Regions from separate parts of the Homo sapiens genome. Here region 1 is linked to region 2. Evidence: chromatin loops called from intact Hi-C (ENCODE). Cell type or tissue: Caco-2. All regions are shown on one strand. Links, peaks and the distances in the headings refer to the core of each region. The heading gives the core; the rest is flanking DNA. Region 1 overlaps LOC124900191 (a long non-coding RNA gene). Region 2 overlaps ARSB (arylsulfatase B).

Region 1 (2,815 bases), core at 91-2,590, 67 kb before region 2:
AGGCTTTTTCATCTACCAAACAAACCAAATCCATAACATTTGATTTGATGGATGGAATCCCCGGTGGATGATTTCACTCAGCCCTTTAAACAATGGAATGAGACCACTGGCCTCCTGCAGACTTTCTCTTGATGGGGGGTGAGGGAGGAGTGGTGGTCTGGAATGGGGAGATAAGTGGTAAAGGATGGAGGCTGGGTGCAGTGGCTCACGCTTGTAATCCCAGCACTTTGGGAGGCCAGGGTGGGCAGATCACGAGGTCAGGAGATAGAGACCATCCTGGCTAACTTGGTGAAACCCTGTCTCTACTAAAAATACAAAAATTAGCCAGGTGTGGTGGTGCACACCTGTAGTTCCAGCTACTCGGGAGGCTGAGGCAGGAGAATCACTTGAACCCGGGAGGTGGAGGTTGCAGTGAGCCAAGATTGCACCACTGCACTCCAGCCTGGGTGACAGAGCAAGACTCCATCTCAAAAAAGAAAACAAAAACAAAAACAAACTTGGCCGGGTGTGGTGGCTCACGCCTGTAATCCCAGCACTGTGGGAGGCTGCGGCAGGTGGATCACTTGAGGTCAGGAGTTCGAGAGCAGCCTAGCCAATGTGGCGAAACCCTGTCTCTACCAAAAATGTAAAAAATTAGCTGAGTGTCGTGGCGGGCTCCTGTAATCCCAGCTACTCGGGAGGCTGAGGCAGGAGAATTGCTTGAACCTGAGAGGCGGAGGTTGCAGTGAGCCGAGATTGAGCCCCTGCACTCCAACCTGGGTGACAGAGTGAGACTCCATCTCAAAAACAAACAAACAAACAAACAAACAAACAAAAAACCCTCTACAAAATGGCATTTTAGGACTTTATAATATTAATATTTTTGGCTGCTTTAATGAGTATGAGTAGCTGTTCCATAAGCAGATACTATGTCACATAGGGTAGATTTCAAGCCACTGCTTTAGAAGATGGTATGCTTGAATTGATTGTACACCTGAGGACTGAAGTTGAAACCACCAGCTAGAAGTGAATGCTTTTTGCTTTGTCATGGGCCAGTGGACTTTGCCTGGGAATCTCCCCTGAGCTGAGGCCAGCAAAGGTTGCACTCTGAAAGAGTATGAAAGGGTGGCGATATGTCTCATTGGTGAACCAGGTAATGGAAAATGCCTCTCCTCATCCTGCACAAGAATGCCAAACATCAGCCACAGTGCTCCCTTTTCTTTTGTACCAGTGTGGTTTATAGAAACTGGACAGTATCAGTGGACATTTTCTCTGGGCTTTTAAGGGGAACACATTGTATCTTGAGGCATTTCATCTGCAGAACCTGTACTTAGAACAAAGAAAAACTTCTGCGTGCTCGGTAAACAAAAGATGCCCAGTTTCCCTTCCCCATATTGCCAGCTGCCATGACACACAGTTTGGCCTCAGCCCACTCAACCACAGGTGAATTTGACCACAACCATACACCCTCGCAACCTACCAACTACAGTGACCTAGAGATAGCACTTTCTAAATGTAAAATGTCATTAATATGAGTGTTTATTGTCTAGCAATAAAGTTATGCCTATCATCAAAGTATCCAGGATCCAGAGGGAATGGAATAGGGCAGTAATTTTGAATCTGGTTGTGATAAAAGCCCAAAGCTAGACAGGCAAGAGGAGCGTAAGTGGCATGGCTTTAGCCTGCGTACTCTCAGGGTCTTATCTGCTGTCAGCCAGGTAGGAGCCTGTGGCTTTAATTCTACCTCCCCAACTTCCCACCTCACCCCCAGAACTAAACTGCCATCGGTCTCATATACCCTCCTCTGTCCCCAGTGACTGAAGTCACCTCCAACCAGGCTGTGACTACCAGCCTTCCTTTTTCCCTTCATGATTTTTCCAAGTGAAGGGACTAAATGAAAATATAAAGCAAGTCTTGTGATTTTTCTGAGGCTACATAAACTACCTGCCTCATTCCAGTGAGCTCTGCAGGGGTGTAACCTCCATTTTAACAAGGTTATGATATACTAACCCTCACCCCATCACCCCACAATTCTCTTCTCTCACCATGGACTAAATATTTTTCTTTGTTCCCCCAAAGGAAGCTTACTCCGTAAAGATTTCTGAAAAAAAAAAAATTTTTTTTAAAGGAAAATGTGCCAGGGCAGAGATGGAGGAGGTGGTAGGGCAGGCTGGGAGGGTGGGGTAGGGAGGTCCACAGGCCTCCCTGTTCACATCACACAGAACGTCCCTTAGAAAAACCCTCTAGAGGCCAGGCACAATGGCACATGCCTGTAATCTCAGCACTTTGGGAGGCTGAGGCGGGTGGATGGCAAGGTCAAGAAATCAAGACTATCCTGGCCAACATGGTGGAACCCCATCTCTACTAAAAGTACAAAAATTAGCTGGGTGTGGTGGCGTGTGCCTGTAGTCCCAGCTACTCAGGAGGCTGAGGCAGGAGTATTGCTTGAACCTGAGAGGCAGAGGTTGCAGTGAGCAGAGATCGTGCCACTGCACTCCAGCCTGGCGACAGAGCAAGACTCCGTCTCAAAAAAAAAAAAAAAAAAAAAAAAAAGAAAAAGAAAAAGAAAAGCCCCCTAGACATATCTCTCCCCACCCCCACCCTCCATGTCCCCTGCCTCCGTCTTCTGAAAGCTCCCTTTGCATCAACATTCTAACCTTTCCCTTCATCCCAAACTCCCCATCCCGAATACCTCATCCCTTCTCTCATGCAAAGTAAGTTAGTTCCTGGGCCTGCAGAGACAAGATGACTTTATGGTTCATAAACAAGAGCTCTCCCAGCTACCAGGAGCCCCACTAGTGGAAACATTTTAAATACCTGATCATTTTCCTGGGTT
Region 2 (2,815 bases), core at 265-2,764:
CAAACTAAATTGATTTACTTCGTCAACAAATACTTCTTGAACTAGTCCTAGTTGCTGGGCACACAGCCAGGTGGAGGAAGGCAAGGAGACAAGCAGTGATGATCAATTTTGATGGGTGTTGTGGCTAGGGATGGGGGCTCTAGGAAGGCAAGGTGGGGACCTTGATTAGTCTAGGGAAAGGAGAAGATCTCCCTGAAGAAGTGATGTCTCAGATGAAACTGGAAGGCTGAATTGGCATTAGAAAGATTTCAATTTTTATTATTTTTTTTTTGAGGCGATGAGGCAAGTATGCGTGTGCTGGGGGCAGCATGGGAGGAAAGTGGAAAAGGAGAATAGTGATCTGGGCAGAGGCACAAAGCAACGTAGTACATTCTGTAGAGCCCGTACATTTAGGCCCCAGAAATTCTCAAGTTATATGGTTTCTGCTGCAACCTTAACTTGAGCATAAACATTTCTTTAGGCATTTCCAAATATCTAACCACACTGCTGGAATCAATCTCATCCTGTAGGAGTCTGCTTCTCAGGCTTACTATAAGCTGGGTATAGGTGCTGTAGTGGATTCTAAATTTGCTTGCTATTGATTTTATGAACTGATTTCTCATTCCTGGGCTTGCGGCTCTGTTAAAAAACAAAACAAAACCCACCAGGGTTCTTGGCTCAAAAGGGCAATTCTAATTCATATATCATTTTGGAAAAAAAAACACACAGAATGAATTCAATAGTCTTCAAGTGCACAAACATGAAATAAAATAAAAACATCCAGTGTTTATTGAGGCCAGTGAACTAACACTGAGTAGTAAGAGGGGAGGGTGTGTCCTAGTGTAGAAGCAAGAGTAAATGTGACCTGTCCTGAAATAGGAGCCTAAAGAATCTAACACAAGGCAAAGAAGACAGGACCGATAAGGGAGGCAAAAAGAAAACAGAAAACAAAGAAGAGAGGTGGGGTTGGGGAGAAAGGCAAAGGGAGAGGTGATAGGAAGGAGGAGGAGGGAGAGGAGGAAGAATGTTTTATCAGGCAGGATATTCGGGGAGTATTTACAAGCCAATTTTTTCTTTTTACCCTGTCTGTCTCACTGCTTGTCCAACTTTTCCAAAATTAGGTGAGGCCACTGGGGTGAGAGGGATAGAGTGAAGCTCAGAGTAACTAAGGCTCAAGCATCATTTAACGCCTGACTGTCATAGGCACTTACTAAACATGTGCTGTTCTGTTTTCCAGTTGTCCAGGCTGCCTCTTCACTTTTACCAGAGCTAATTAATAGCAGTATTAGCAGCAAGATTGAGATCCCTGGCTTTGGAGCCAGACTAAATGGGCCAGCTCTCCTACTTCATAACTCTGTAACCATGGGCATTTTACTTAGCCTCTGTTTTCTAGCTGATAAAATCAGTAAGTGCCTCAGAGATTTTTTTGGGAGAATTAAATGAGATAGTACATTGAAAGCCCATAATAGGGTCCCTGGCAGAGAGTAAGCTCTCAATAAATGTTAGCTATTATTGTTATCATCATCATATAGTAGTTATTGAAATTACACAGTTAAGGCAGTGGTTTTCAAACTTTTAAGGACAAAATCTTCCTCCCAAACAAACTCTATGCAGCTGCCCAGCAGAGGTGGCCAATGTCCACCTTGGTTCATCTTTGGGAGTCTCCAGAGGTCCCTCCAGCTCCATGGACCCTAGGGGGATGCTGGTGGCCTAGGGCACTCTGCTGGATGCCCCCATGTGGGTGCAGGTACATGTGGGGAGTGAGGGGGCCTGGGAGCCACACCAGCTTTGGGGAGGAGGGGGCTGGCTTGTGGGTCTAGATTATAGACCTTTCACAGGCACTGTGCCTTTCACAGGCACTGCCACCCCTCGGGGCCTGTGCAGCTCTGCCAGCGTGTACCAAAGAAGAGTAAAATAGGGAGGCCTGACCACCATTAAATACTTCCCTCATTTCTGAACTTGAACCTGGTTGCTGCAAGTTTTCTGTTAGACCCTCACTACTTACTTAGAATCCTGTCTGTCCTTGGAGAAATTCTTACAACACGAAACAGGAGTGTTGGGAAAAATATGCCAGACATGAAGCTAATCAGAAAAAGGTGAGGAGGAATATTGCAGATGTTATTTATTACCTACAGGGGACAAATTAAAATGCTCATAATTTTTATATATGCACTCCACATGACGTATTTCAAATGAATCTTAAGTTTATGATTTTCAGTTTACAAAGTCAATTTCTCTGACACCTACTCACTCAGTTCATATCTGATATTTTAAAAGTCCTAGTGAAAAAAGAGCTTTGATGTGGCTTACTCAGCCTAGACAGAGTTCAAATGTTAATCATTATTGCATTGTGCATAGTAAGTATTCAGAGAATGTGCTGGTGTTACAGGGAACTTCAACAATTGGTTAAGGTCTGACATCAGCCAGCAGTGTTGATTGAGCAGTGTAAACCAAAAATGACAGAAAACAACCATTCAATGAATCCTCAACTCATGACCGTTGTAGTAAATTAAGCCACCTATACCTGAAATAGGTTGACAAGAGCTCTTCTCATGCTTTGGTTTAAATTTGAGTCTTGAAAAAATAACTTATTTCATATTATTCATTTACTTACTAAACAAATACCTATGTTGTTGATCACTATATGTGTTAGACACTAAATCTTCAGAATGAATAAGCTGGAGTTCAGCAGGTAATAATAAAATAATTTTGTTTAACCACCATAAATTCTAAAATAGTGGAATAAACATTTGTTGCCTGAATAAATAAAACGCACAAAGTGCTAGGAGATTCCAAAAGACATACCAATTCCCCAGGAGGATCCAGGAAGAGCCCT

What was found. A loop is a pair of places that touch in the nucleus more often than their neighbours do. Peaks named below come from ENCODE experiments on the same cell type or tissue, not always from the same donor. Only the 100,000 strongest peaks of a DNase experiment are listed, where the experiment ranks them.
Region 1: a loop joins it to region 2, with 5 times the contacts of the local background. A loop is called at or near these places in 2 of 110 quality-filtered maps.

The regions. Positions count from the first base shown.
Region 1 is chr5:78,726,866-78,729,680 of GRCh38, forward strand. The region is part of intron 3 of LOC124900191 (a long non-coding RNA gene); the gene reads right to left. Among named protein-coding and RNA genes, the nearest start is that of LHFPL2, 80 kb to the left of the region's middle. RefSeq lists enhancers at 921-1,215, 1,181-1,290. In Caco-2, for the core only: no CTCF peak of the experiment used is centred there; a DNase peak (open chromatin) is centred at 1,066.
Region 2 is chr5:78,793,633-78,796,447 of GRCh38, forward strand. All of the region lies in intron 6 of ARSB (arylsulfatase B), which reads right to left. Among named protein-coding and RNA genes, the nearest start is that of LHFPL2, 150 kb to the left of the region's middle. In Caco-2, for the core only: no CTCF peak of the experiment used is centred there; no DNase peak of the experiment used is centred there.